Linked DNA regions of Homo sapiens: region 2 is linked to region 1. Evidence: chromatin contacts called from ENCODE Hi-C or POLR2A ChIA-PET data. All regions are on one chromosome and are shown on one strand. The core of a region is the stretch at or near the end of the contact, and the rest is flanking DNA. Distances in the headings are between cores, read along the strand shown.

The links. Hi-C counts contacts between places; a loop is a spot of excess contacts on that map. ChIA-PET counts read pairs that join two places held with the same protein, here RNA polymerase II (POLR2A). Pooled maps may share reads with other maps.
Region 2: a loop to region 1 is called in a map of right lobe of liver, with 2.4 times the contacts of the local background. The contact joins the promoter of LINC00524 here to the promoter of DIO3OS in region 1. A Hi-C loop is called at or near these places in 1 of 168 maps with a recorded cell type or tissue (right lobe of liver) and 1 of 50 pooled maps. POLR2A ChIA-PET finds 5 or more read pairs at or near these places in 2 of 52 experiments (OCI-LY7 and Panc1).

Annotation. Positions count from the first base shown.
Region 1 is chr14:101,556,026-101,562,996 of GRCh38, reverse strand. DIO3OS (DIO3 opposite strand upstream RNA) reads left to right here and starts at 2,575. Exons shown (of 2, transcript NR_152588.1): 1 at 2,575-2,745. It overlaps DIO3 (iodothyronine deiodinase 3), which reads right to left and starts at 1,502. Exons shown (of 1, transcript NM_001362.4): 1 at 1-1,502. The coding sequence starts at 1,500. The coding sequence ends at 586. MIR1247 (microRNA 1247) reads left to right here and starts at 2,575; the gene lies at 2,575-2,710.
Region 2 is chr14:101,404,919-101,411,889 of GRCh38, reverse strand. LINC00524 (long intergenic non-protein coding RNA 524) reads left to right here and starts at 3,968. Exons shown (of 2, transcript NR_126006.1): 1 at 3,968-4,147; 2 at 5,666-5,903. RefSeq lists enhancers at 2,181-2,902, 2,903-3,626, 3,627-4,348.

The DNA.
Region 1 (6,971 bases), core at 1,326-3,825:
GCTCCTGTGCACCCAAAACAAGCGGGGGAAACTACCCTGCCCACCCCTCCCCATCCACGACATCACTTCCCCTACCAGGGACAGGAAACAGACACAAAAGCAACAGGGAACCCCCTCTCCGCGCGCGACAGGTGGGTGCCAGGCAACTAGCTCAGCTGAGCTGAGAGTCTCCTGGAACCCAGCTGCGCTCAGGGCGCGCGGGCGTGGCCAAGGTCTCTGTGCAGCTGCGGGAAGCACCGGGCCAAAGCACTTGGCTGAGGGCACGCTGGGGAGGGGGTGTAAGAAAATGCTGTAGAGGCAAAGTCCTGGGGGCACACGGACAAGGGCAAGCCATATCCCGCGCTCAAAAGAGGATTTCCAGTGAGCCAGGCAGGTGTGAATGAGACAGTTACAGAAGCAGAGTCCCAGGGAGGTAGGGGAGATTGTTCATGTGGCTGAGGGTGCAGACTCAGTCTGAAATGGTGGCTCAGCACATCAGTGTCACTGGGGCCTCGCCAAGCGTGACTTGGTTTGAGGCGCTTGCACGTGGGCTTCGAAGGCTCGAAGGCCCAGCCCACCAAGTTCAGTCAATTGTCCGTTGGATGTTTACACCCTCCGGGGCCGAGCGCCGTGCAGTTGCTCATCATAGCGTTCCAACCAAGTGCGCAGCTCAGAGACCTGGTAGCCGTCGGGGCCACGGCCGCCCTGGTACATAATAGTGCCACTCTGGATGACATAGAGACGCTCGAAGTAGGCGCCATAGGCCGAGCTGCTGGAGTTGGCCATGGTGTCGAGGACCAGAGCGCAGCCGGGTGCACCTTGCTGCAGTACCCTCGCTGCGCTGACCCGGTCCTCCAGGCTCCGGTGCTGTGGGATGATGTAGGGAGAGTCCGTGGTGACCCAGCCGTCGGAGGGGTGCGCTTCCTCGATGTAGATGATGAGGAAGTCGACGTCGCGCTGGTACTTAGTGACCAGGCGCTGGAAGGCGCTCATGCGCGCCATGAACGGTGGTCAGGTGCAGCTGCCGAAATTGAGAACCAGCGGGCGGTTCCCTTGCGCGTAGTCGAGGATGTGCTGGCTCTGGAAGCCGTCGGGCAGAACCACCTCGGAGTTGGGCGCCGGACCGCCCTCGTGCGCCTGCTTGAAGAAATCCAACTTCTGGCCATGCCACACCGCCTTGAGCGACGCCAGGGTGCACAGGCGGTTGTCGTCGGACACGCAGATGGGCGGGTCATCGGGAGGCACCTCCTCGCCTTCACTGTTGAGCTCCACTTCGGGCTCGGGCTGCCCCCGGCGGCGGCGGCCCAGGAAATGCTTGCGGATACACAAGAAATCGAGAAGCCAGAGCATGAAGGCCGTGCCGAGGAAGCGCGGGAAGAGCACGAGGCACGAGGCGGTCTGGGCGCAGAGCCTCAAGGAGTGAAGCAGCAGGGAGCGGAGCATGGTGGCTGCAGGCCCCGAAGCCCCCTGGGACCCCTCGCCCTCTCCGACCACCAACCGCGACGTGGCCTGGCGAGGCATCTGGGCTTCAGCAGTGCAGGGAGTTCAATTTATAGCGGAGGCTTCAATTGGCGGGAGACTCCACCTCCGGCCCGGCCCGCCCCCTTGCAACTTGAGCCCGGAGGGATCACCCAGCAGCGCGGCCAATGCCCTAGAAATCTTGGGCTGAGGGCGGGCGCAGGCGGGCGGAGGGCGGAGCGGCCGGGCCTGGGGCCGGTGGGGGCGGGCCCGGGCCCCGCAGCCAGCTCTCGGGGGCGGGGGACTCCGGCAGCCGCTGCCGCTGGGGACCGGGAGCCCGACCAGGGACCTGGGCGTCCGCTGGGGAGGTCCTCCAGCTGGCGCGAGCGCTGCGCGCCGCCCTGGTCCCCGCCGCCTGGCTCCGGCCCGCGCCCCCCTCGCCGCGCACCTGAGCCGAGCTCCCCGGCGGCCGCCGAGCCGCGCCGGAGCTCCGGTTCGCTTCCCGCGCGCCGCCGCCAACGCCGCCCACGCCGCTGCCGCTCGTGCGGGGCCGCTGCCCAGGTGCCGCGGGAGGCCGGGTCCGCGGCCGCCGCTTCGGTGGCCCCGGCTCCCGCCCCACCGAGGACGCGGGCCAGCGAGGAGGCAACTTTGCGTTCCCGCCGCCTTCCTGGCTCGCCCGCGGGCGCCGCTCGCCTGCCGGAGCCCGCCCGCCCGCCTCCCGCGCGCGCTCACACTCGCGCCTCGCACACGGCCGCCCCCCGCACCGCCCCGCCACGCACACCGCGCTCCGCGCCCCCCGCCGCTGCCCGAGGCTGCCGCGCGCCGCCCCAGCCCGCGCCGCCCTGGCCGCGCCCGCCCCGTCCCATCTCGTTCCAGCGGGGCGCCGCGGTTCCTGGGTCAGCGGCCGCCGGGGCCGGGCTGAGAGGTGCGGAGGGCAGAGCCCGCGGGCGGGTTACCGCCGGGCGCCGGAGACCGGAGAGCTGGGGAAAGCGGCGCCGGCCCTGCGCCCCCAGCCGACCCGGGCGCGGGGCGCCACGGGCGTGGGGCGCGGGGCAGCGGGCGCGGGGCGGCGCCGGCCCCGGGCGGCTCTCCCACTAGGGGTAGCTGTTGCCTGAACGCCGGAGCGCTCCCCTCTCGCCGCTTGCCTCGCCCAGCGCAGCCCCGGCCGCTGGGCGCACCCGTCCCGTTCGTCCCCGGACGTTGCTCTCTACCCCGGGAACGTCGAGACTGGAGCGCCCGAACTGAGCCACCTTCGCGGACCCCGAGAGCGGCGGCGCGACTCACCGCGGAGGCGCCCGGACGCGTCAAGTGCGTACTTTCAACCGTAAATGGGTGCTGAGCGTTTAGGGGTGCGGGGCAACTCCCTAACTCGTGGGGCCCTGGCCGGCCCTGCCGCGGCGTCCGAGACCTTCTGATCCCTCGCTGCGCGCGGCGCGGGGTTGGCGACTTGGGCTCAGGGGCGGCGGGGCGGGGAGGTGCCTTGACCTAGGGACCCAGAGGCCGGGAGCAAGTCTCCTTTCGCCTTGGACTGCAGTGTCCCCCAGGGCAAGGCCTGAACCAGGTCGCGAGGGTCTGTCTCCCGTCTGGGGAGCTGAACTGCCCGAGACACTGTCGCAGTCGCGGGGACTTGTCTGGAGCGGCGGGGTCTGAGCCCAAGTCGGAAGCCGCCGCCGCCGCCAGCGTCCCGTGCGCCTGCCGCCCCGGGACCAGCCGCGAAACTTCTTCTCGGGACGGAGACAGCGCTCGCCGCCCGGGCCGAGGTAGGAGCTGGCTGGGCTCGGTAGAGCGCGGGCGAATCGCTTTCGGCAGCGAAGGAACGTGTCGGGAGAAGCCAACTGCAGGACCAGGGCCCCAGCGGGCGCGCAGAGACGCCTGCCTTGGGCGGAGGTCCCCCCCTCCGGTTTTCGTGGCTCTGGTAGGGCCCTCTGTCCCGTGAGCTCCTCACTGGACCTGAGGCTACAGGCTTCAGCAGGTCAAGCGCCCGAGTGTGCCTGGAGGATTGGCGGCGGGGTGGCATGAGAAGGTGGCCCCTCTTCTCCATCTCCCAGTCAGGCGATTTCTCTGCTGTCTGGGGCAGGGGCGCACACCCCAGGAACTTACTACGTAGAGGGAAGCCAGCCTGGTCTCTCCCCCTTGCGTCAGTGCTCCTAAGCTGCCCCTCACCACTCTGGGTAGGGGTCTTTCAGGTGGGCTAGGGAATTCTCCTTGGAAGTCCCCTTGTTTGCTCCCCTCCATCAGGGCACCTCTGAGTTAGCCAATCATCCTCTTTTCTGGCCTCTTTTTTGCGGGGAGGAGAGTAGAGAGAGAAGCCTCCTACTCGGCAGGTCTCTGAGAGGAGGTTTGGGGGGGCTTCTGAGGTTGCTCCTCCTGGGCAGAGTCAAGGGGTGTTGAGGGTTCCAACTTTTACTGGACAATCTCTCAAGCTCTGATTCCCTGATTTCTGGGAGGTGTCAGTGTAGGGCTTGTGTCCTGCCCCACCCACACAGCATTTGGTGCAGGCACATGGGATGGTTCCCCAAGCCCTTTTCCCACAGTTAGTTTCAGAAAATGCATAAGCCACCTAAGGCTGGGAGAGCCTTTCTGTGCTGGCTGAGATCTGGTGGCATGTGCATGCATATGTGTGCAAGTGTGTGTGTGTGTGTGCAAGTGTGTGTGCGCATGTGCATGTGTGTGGAAAGTATGGTCTGGGTGGCTGTAAGACTGGCCCCTCTTGTCCCCTCTGCAGGCCCAGCCCAATAGGAAGCACCTGATCCACACTCTTTCTAGCCCCAGGGATGCTCAGGAAAGCAGCCTTTCTTTAGGGCTGTCATCTGTTCTGGGGATCTGTTGCTGTTTCTTGGGCCCACAGAATACACTCCACACCTCGGGACTCCATAATATTGGACAAGGCTGGAAGGCCCATTTGGCTCCTGCAGCCTCTTATGCAGGTGAGGACAGACCCAAGGTCCAGGCAATGCTGGCCTTTGGAACACAGAACCTGGCTCACTGACTCCCACTCCAGTTGTCTTTTCCCTCTGCCTCTGGAGCAACCCTCTCTCCTCCAGAGCAACCCCTGTCCCTCCTTCCTACCTCTCTCTAGGGCTGCACCCCCAGCTCACCTTAGACCTGGCCCTTCCTACCTGTTGCCCCTACTGTCTTGTCCCATCCCAGTGGTCAGGAGGGAGAGTACTGGCCAAAGGCCCAGCTCCACCTGTGACTTAGGGGAGTGCCAGGCATCACCCAGAGGTCCCGGCCCTCGGGGGCCTGGCAGGCTCTGCTGTGGGGGAAGCAGAGTTAGAACTGGGGCTGCTTCTCCTGTCCCCCAGCCTGGCTGGGCCTCCCCCACCTCCCTTTCTGCCTGCCCTCTTACAACTCCAGCAGGGGGCGGGCAGGGGAAAGAAAAGGAGGGACAAGTTGGATGGGGTCCATTTGGTGTCCAGGAACAACTTGGAGAGAGGCGGGGAGGGGACAGGCAGCAGGGCCCTGGCAGAGCCAGGGGAGGGCTGGCCTTTGGATGGCCTTCTGATCCCAAGCCCATCCTCCTGGGGCAGTCTTCCCTTGAAAGGGAGGGTTTGGTGAACCCTGGTGCGGACCCCCCCGCCGGACCTCACTGCCCCAGTGCGGGGCGTGGTAGGCGGGTTTGCAATGGGTACAGCCTCTCTCTCCATTCCAGTAGAGCAGCTCCCAGGGCCCAGAGAGGCTGTCACTGAGACTTCCCTCTGGGGTGGGGTGGGTTCTGGTGGCCCTGTGTTCCCCTGCAGGAGGACCTCCTGAGGCTTCGGGCAGGAGCTGGTGCACACCTGGAGGAGAGTGCTGGTGAATGGCAGGTGTGTGCCTCAGTGTCCTTGCTGCCAGGGTGTCAGCCCTGCTTCACCACTGGCCGTTTGTCTCTGTCCCCTCCACTGGCCTCTTGAAGCACAGAGACCCTCCGGGTACTTTCCTTCCTCTGGGCTTCCACTCATGCTATTCCCTGCTCCCTTTTTCTACCTGGAGACCCCCATTCCTCCTCCTCCTCTGCTGCCCTCACCTCCACCTGGGCCCTCCCAGCTCCCGGGAGATGGCTGAACCCCACTCCCCACCCGCTAGTCATCCTCTTCAGCGGTCCTCCCAGAGCTGTCCTCAGCATGGCAGCCTCCACAGCCCCTGGGTGTCACCCCCGGTTTCGTGTCTGCCTCGGACTCCAGACCTGCCCCTCCCAGGCTGGCCCAGATGGATCCTCTACAGTGACTAACCCAAACCAGCACCAGGCAGGGACCCAATAAACCTTTGTGAATGGAGTAAATGAGTGCGGTGTGTACTTACTGAAAACTCCTTGTTTGGGGAGAAACTCAGGGTATTTCACTCTGTCCTTTTGCGCACCTGCAGCAGTGAGCTGGGGCGGCATGTTGGCAGCCAGGGCTGAGCACGGTGGGTCAGGACCTGCCGCTGTGAGCAGACAACACTTCCTGGGAAGTCCCCTTGGGGCGTGGTGTCTGGTGAATGCACCCATCACCTGGTCACTGGGCCAATCCGTTTCCCTTTCTGGGCTAAACAGGTCTTCCCACGGGTACCTGGGCCCTCCCACGGAGGTATTTACCCTTCTCATTTACTTTAAGAATGAATTCTTCTATCCAAACACTTGGCTAGGTTGATCATGGGGACACCCTGCAGGGGATGGGGTGGGAGATGGCTGAGGGACCCAGAGCTCTGGTCTGAGCGGTGTCCTCAACATGGCAGACCTCCATCCCTCTGGGAGTTTGAGGCAGGCACAGGGGAGGTGGCGGGACTCTGGGGTGACTGGGCAGGCTGGGATCCCAGCCAGGACAGCTTGTCAGGGCCCCAGGGCCTGGATCTAGCAGAGGTGTTTGGCAGCATTTGGGGGTTGGAGAAGGTCTGGGGCTCCCGGCCAAGGAGAGGAGAAGGCCTAGGAGGCAGTGCCCTGGCTACTTGCTGTGTGACCCTGTGCATCTCTGGCCCCTTCCTCAGGTCTCGTCTGCATCAGGAGTGGGTTGGGTGGTGACTTTCCAGTGCCTTCCCCATGGGTCATTCTGCACGCCAGAAGGTCCTAGGAAGTTCTAGGAGACGCTATTCTGGCCCTACCTGCTGTTCTGCGGCTGCTGAGAGCCCCACTTGAGGACGAAGGTGCCCCAGTGCTGGTCCTACCTGGCCTCATGCTCTGCCACTTCCACCCAGTACCGCCTTCGCCTGCCCGCTTCCTGCCGCAGCTCAGGGCCCTCCAGCCCGGCCTGGGCTCTGACTTGTTCCTGGCATGAGTGCTACTGTGCTCCCTGGTGCTCAGCCAGACCCCAGGGCACAGGATGATGCCTTGCCAGAGGTTGCCTGTGGGTGCCTGGGTCCTGCCTGGAGCTGGGTGGGGCACTGGGATGCTGGGCTACTTGTGCCAAGACAGATCTTGCTCTGAGCCGGGCCCTGAGGCTGGCTGGAGGGCCACCTTGCGAGTCAGTCCCTCCTTTCCATCTGTGATCCTCTCTGGAAAAAGGTGGGGTTCAACCGACCAGCAGATAGGCATCCCAGGTCCATGTGCTTCTCTGAGCCTCAGTTTCTTCACTGGAGAG
Region 2 (6,971 bases), core at 2,719-5,218, 150 kb after region 1:
GGATGAGCCTCGAAGGACATCGGTATAGCACGTGGCAGCTGATATGGCGAAGCTGCTGGGAAGGCCACCCGTCTTGGGCCTGAGCCTGCAGAGACTCCAACCAGCTCCTGCTTGGAGAGTGCAGAGACTGGCCCCGAAAATGCCCATCTGCGTGAAAAGTCTGGCTGTTTCTCACTGACCATGATGACTAGCCTGCTGTGGGGGCTGGGCATTACTAGGTTAAACTGTGGCTGTTAAGCCTCGTGAGTGCTGATGAACACGCTGTTCTTCAAAGCGAGTGGTGGTAACATGTGGCAGGCAGGGGGACCCATGCCAAGAGCTGTGGTGCGTGGGCATTCACGCTGAGGCCCATGGTCTTCCTTTGCACCCTTGCTTGGTGGGAGGTTTAAGAAAGACTTACTGTGTTTGTTTTCTCGGTGACTCTTGGGGCTGGGGGCAAGAGGAGCAGGGTTTGAGCCTGCACTGGTTTGTCGAACGCCCCCGTCCAACACCCCATGGCAGAACCCCCATCAGGCTCGTATTGAATCCCAGACCCTCTCTCTGGTCCCTGCCCACGGTGAGCAGAAGGAGGGCAGCCTACTTCCCAAGTCAAACACTCCCCAGGACTGGGTTTCAGCACCTTGATAGAACAGGGCTTCCCATCCTTGGCTTTTGGTGACATCTTGGGGCGTCTTCGGTCAAGTCAAAGGAGCTTTCAAAATGAATTTTGACTTGCTTGTGAACATTCCTGAACTTTGAAAGAAGGATGCGTGTCCTAAAATCCAATGACTGTGTCAGGTGGGTGTGGAGATGAGTGAGGCATTTGTGGAGTGGTGCTTTGCTTACAGTTTCACTGGGCGCCACGTGAAATCGTGGGGTCAGCAGGAGCTTGGGTCAATCTTGGGTTTGACCCCTGGTTCTCTCACTGCTGGTAACTCTGGCAAGTTCTTTACATCTCTGCCCTTCAGTTTTTGAATCTATAGAGTAGGTGTCATAATACATTCCTGGAGAGTTGAGAGGGTTAAAATGTGATGCACACAGAAGGTTCCAGCACACAGTAGGTGCTTCAGAAATGGTACCTTTTTCCACTGTTATTATTAGCAAAATATCAACCTCCCTCAATGCTTGTCCTTATTCAGTCTAAAACATCCTGCACAGATTCTGAAAATACTCTCTGGTATAGGCAGATAATTGGAGAAGAATGGGGCCCCCTGAACAAAGAGGAAACAGACCCACAGAAATAAATTCCCACAACTTGTCTGCATGAACAATAGAGAAGTCTTTCAAGATCTTCCCAGTTCCCTTCAACTTTATAAGGAGGATGCTTGTCCCCCAGGGAGCCGGTGGCCCTTTTGAGAAGAAAGCCACAGACAGAAACTTAAGTGGATTTAAATGTAAGCAGGACCAGAAAGAAAACAGAATTTCCTCTTCAAGGCTTAGGAAAACAATTAGAGATAAACGAGGCCAGAAAGCAAAGCTAATAACAAGATGAAGACTTTCAGCCACTTCATGAATGCTATTGAAAGGGGAAGCAAGAGAAACCCCACCCGAGTCACCCTGACCTTGCCGTAGACTTTCTGGTTTCTTGTAACTCCTACCCTTGCCTCCTGGGGGCTTTTCAACTTAGCTGCTCCATGGAAATGTTTGTTCTGCTGCTGAGCAGAAGATGCTACCTCTGGAGGCCACAGTGGGCTGGGGACAGACCCTTTCATCTCTCTGCGACTCTCCTGCTATGGCTCAGGCTGGGGCTCCTCCGGGACTTTCACTAACAGGACTTGGAAGTGGGAAATTTGCTCCTCTTTAAGAAGAAAGGGTGCATGATGTTTGTCCTCAGTAGCAGAGATATCACTTTTCTTCTTCTTTTTTTTGAGACAGGGGCTTGCTCTGTCACTCAGGCTGGAGTGCAGTGGTATGATTTCGGCTCACTGCAGTCTCAACCTCCCAGGCTCAAGCGATCCTTCCACCCCAGCCCCCAGAGTAGCTGGGACTACAGGCGCACCCCACCACACCCGGCTAACCTTTTTATCTTTTGTAGAGATGAGGTCTTGCTACATTGCCCAGGCTGAGATCAGTTTTGACTCCTGATGGGACACAGGAGAAGAAACATTCTGGTGCCTGCCATAACAGATTGATGTCTACCTAAGCATCATGGTTTCTGTCTCCTGGAGCTCGTAGGGAAAGAAGAGGGATGGCTGAGAGCAGGTGGCTTTCTCTCAGGGGAGGGCCTCTGCTCTGGGTGGCTGTTCTCGGCTGGGTTTAGACCCTCTTCCTCTGGGCTTGCGTTGTCCTTGACTAGGCTTTCCTGACTATGGCATGGGCAAGTGCAGGCCACACCGTGTCATTTTTGGTTTAAGTCATCTGAGTGTGAGCACCCTTGAAGATAGGGCCACGTTTCAAGTTTGAGGCACAGATCCTGGCTCCGCGTTGATGCTTGATTACATTTCCTGACTGGACCATGGAGGAATCTGGCCTCTCATTCCTGGGGATGGGAAAGTGCCCTTCGGATCTTCCGAGGAGTCTGAGAAGCAAAGGCAAAAGCTGGTTTCTCACCATATTCTTTTCTTGCCGTGTCAGCGTTTGCAGCTGTGGCTTTTATGGCCACGCCAGGAGGGGCCTCGTGAGGCTGGCAGAGGCCCTGGTGCCGTGGCCAGCCCCATGCTGTTAAGCAAAGCATGGCCTGTCCACGCTTTGGTGCCTGCACACCGTCCGTCCCGTGGATCTCGGCTCGTGGTGTACCGAGCTGACCCTGTCTTCGGATTCCATTGCCACTTGACTGTGGAGGTGGTGACTCTGACAGTTCTTCAGCTCAATGACCATTTGTTGTGCAAAAGTGACCCCCGGGATCCTCCACTCATCCTGAGGATGACAAAGCATGTTTTAAATAACCACTGCCAAATCAACTCAACACAATAGGGCAACCAAGACACAGCAAACAAGTCATAAAACAATTTAGCAAGGAGGCCAGCAGGAAAATTAATGTCAGTGGCTGTCTGTTCTGAACGTCTCGCACCGCTCCATGCTTCAGAGAAGGGAGAAAGCAGAACATCACAGTTCGCCAATCCAAGGCAGCCTGGTAGGACCTGCCATTCCGTGACCCCTAACCAATGGATATATTCATTACACCGAAGACTGGAAGGAACCACAAAATGGGATACATATTTAAGGAACTATGCACACAACTGGGTTTATTTTTCTTATCTGATTTTTTTTGTTTCTGGTGCAACATGAGTACTGTTGAATACTTGGCAGCTGGCTTTCCATACTTGAGTTGTTTGTCATTTCTGGGGCTGCTGATGCTGTTATGATTTCCCTTTCGGGAGGAATTTACAGGCACATGTTGACCCAGCTGAATGGGAACAGGGAGCAACAGGGAGTTTATGAACAGGGACCATCACCTCCTGGAGAGCGCGCATTCTTTTTCTGGAGGACGCACCAGCACAAGCTGCTCGCCATGCTGTCAGGCCGGCCATCGAATGCGCTGCTGCTCCAGCCTCCAACACGCAGATCCTCTCCCCTCCTGGCCTTGAAATAAACCTGCCTTTCTTTTCAATAATATCTGGGAGTTGTAGTCGGAGCGCTGTGCTTTATTGTTGGAATACCAGGGACGTTGGCTTTCGGTAGCAACAGTTGCTAGGCAAGGTGCGATTGCCTTGAGAACCCAGCAGAGAGAGGACGGAGGTGAACGGCAAAAGGGTCAGGTGGGAGACAGGCAGATGAGGCTGGCGCAGGGGCTGGGGTGAAGTGTGTGAGGGAGCCCCTGGCCGCTGCTCACCTGCCCTGCCACTGTGTTCTCCTCTCAGCAGCCTGTCTTTCCAACATCCACTCCTGCCTCCTCTCTCCCAAGACCCAGTCCATCTCATTCCCACACAGCCACTCATGGACTCATTTGCTACCTTTTTCAGATGTCTCCAACCTGCCATGGGCTGGGGGTACAGAGAGAAATTGGTGATGGGGTCTGCCTCCCGTGGGAGAGGCAGATACCACAGTCGCAAACCCACTGTGTGCCTGGCGCCCTTGCGGTCATCCCAGATTTTTGCCCACATCCCTCTGTTCCACCCAGAGGCCACCTGCATGCAGGCATGGTGGATGGTTGCTGTGTGCAGTGATGGCCTCCTGGGACCTCTTGCTGGCCACGGAGTTAACCAGGAGGGACCATCAACCTCGGAAGGTTAGGAGCTGTTGGGACAGTTCCGAGCTACATTCCAGGCAGTCTCAGGGATGAGTTCCTGTGTCCCACAGTTGAATGTGCTCCAGGATGAGTCTGTGATTGTCCTTCTTGCCCTCCCTGTCTTGTTCTCCCACATCCTTATGGGCTTCCCGGGCCATCCCCTAAGTATGCGACTTGCAGGTTTGCTTTTGCACAAACCGAGGCAGCAAGTATGCCAGGAAGCTGCCGTGAGCGTGGGGGCAGGCAGCCTGCCTTGCCTGGAGAAGGCGGCTGGCAGAGCCTCTGCAGAGGGTGTGTTTGGTTTGTTTCTAGAAGGGTAATCTCTCCAGGGTGAGAAGGGTGTCCTCCAGGCAGGAAAGAGTGTGGTTTTCAGGAAAACAAGGGTAGGTACATAGGGCAGGGCTCCGTTGGGGCAACACTGGAGAGGCTGGCCAGGGCAGTCAGTGAGGGGCCTGGGCTCCTACATGGAGCCTTTGGAACTCTTTTTTGCTGAAGGTGGGGATCCTTGTGGGTTTACCAGTAAGAGAGGCCCAAGCAGATTGGAGTTTGGGCAAGATTCCCGAGGCAGCAGGCGTGGGGTGCCGGGAAGGCAGGCTGGAGGCCTGGGAGGAGGAGCCGAGCCAGGGGAGGGCAGGTGAGCAAGGAAAGGGACCAGGGAGGAGCGAGAGTGCCAGCAGCTCTTAGAGACCAGGGCACAGGTGGCAGCCACCCAGGTGTCCATGGAGTAATGGACAAACAACCAGAGGATTCTACTTTAAACTGGAAGGAAACCCTGACACGCGCTACAGTACCAGTGAACCTTGAGGCCATTGTGCTGAATGAAATCACCTCTACCCAAAAGGGCTCATTCTGCAGGACTCCACTCTAGACACCCTGAGCAGTCAAATTCATAGACAGAAAGCAGGATGGTGGTGGCCAGGAGCTGGGGGAGGGGAGAAGGGGGGGTTTCTATTGAATGGGGGCTCTGGAGATGGGTGGTGGGGATGGTTGCACAATGGTGTGAATGTACTTGATGCCACTGGAGTATACATGAAAACATGGTTAAAATGGTAAATGTCATGTTTTATAGATGATACCTAAATAGTAATAATTCTAAAAATACTTAGTGGCTGAGTGTGGGGGGGTTAGGGAGAAAGAGAGGAAAGGAGAAGGCAGCACCCCCTCGGAGAAGTCAGACACACAGGCCCAGAGCCCAGCACCCAAGCCCGAGTCCTGGCTTCCTGATCTCTAGCAAACCCCTCAGCTTCCCAGGGCCTCTGTGTTCTCACCTGTGAAAGGGACCATCAGCAGGCCCTACCTCGCTGAGCCGCTCTGAGGAGTAAATGACGTGTTACTGTGGAGAAGCTAGGATGGCATATGGTGGCTAGTAGGATGATTGCTTTGGTGCTCTCTTGTATTGATACATAATATTTTACAGGGTAAAATTTTAAGGGGTACATGTGGGGTTCCATGCACAGAAAGTGTCATGATCAAATCGGGGTGTTTGGGGTGTCCGTGGCCAACTCCTTTCTCCAGCAGGCCCAGCTCCATGATGATGCCTCTCTCCAGAGACCTCCTGACCTCCTGACCTGCACAGCCCGGGAGACCACAGCCCACAGCCGCTGCCCCAGGTGTCCACAAGCATCTCAGCCCCTCCACAGCCCACGCATCTCCTCTTTCATTGGCTCATGGGGAGTGAAGGACAATGTCTGAATTAAATGCCGTGCTTTAAACTGAAAGGGAAACTTAGCAAATAAATGAGAGTAACAACACTAGATCATTGGCCAGTGTGGTTGCAATTCTTCCTTTCCCTCCAGATTTCTGTTTAACCTTTAAATCTCATTTCGGCATGCCTCTTGGTCCTCCTTGGATTGATATTAAGTTGTACACAGGCTACTTCTTGTAAGACGATGAGAACTCTTGCCGATATTTTACAACGTCTTACTCTGAACTTTCCCCTATTCTTTCTGCCTAGATGCATTATTTTCAGGAAATCTATGTTGTAAGACAGAGGTAGGCAAACCAGGGTTGCGGGCCAAGTCCTTCCCACAGCCTGTTTTTGTAAATAAAGTTTTATTGGAATGCAGCCAAGCTTGTTCATTTACACATCATCTATGGCTGCTTCTGTCCTGCCATAGCACTGTTGAGTAGTTGCGACAGAGACCACGTGACCTGCAAAGCCCAAAATATTTACTATCTGACCCATTACAGAAAACGTTGCCAATATCCTGTCGTAAGATATGCTGAAATGTTTAATTCTTTGAGGACTGGGGCACAAAATTATGTATTTTTTTAATCCACCATGCTAAAAGAAGGAAAATTCATTTACTGTAATATGTCCTGTAACGGTCGTGAAGTAATCTCATGAAACTGTGTCCCAGGGCGAATACTAGTATTTTAATGAGTACCTATCAGCAGATTAATGAAATCTGGGAGAGGATGTGAAAAGAAGACAGTGACACATTCCATCACGTTTCTCTGGATCTCACATCTGGGATACAGGCCAGCATGTGAGGTAATCAGATTGAAAGACATCTGGCAATTTTATCTGCATCCTTAAAAGTTTATATGCATACATTTTGGGGGAGGGATCTTTCTGTTTGGGAATTCTTCCTAAATTCAGACATCTTGGTATCAACAATTGTATATATTTTTGCATGTTCCAGTCTAATTCTATGCAAAATGACAGCAGGAATCTGGGACATCATGATGGACAAAAGGACTCGGATCTGGGCAGAGTCCCCATGTGCACGCCGCTTCTATCGGGCACTCCAGGGTCCGAGAGGATTCCCCTAGAGCTGCACGACTCCCTGGTGTTATCTGTTCAAAGTTCACCCACCATTTC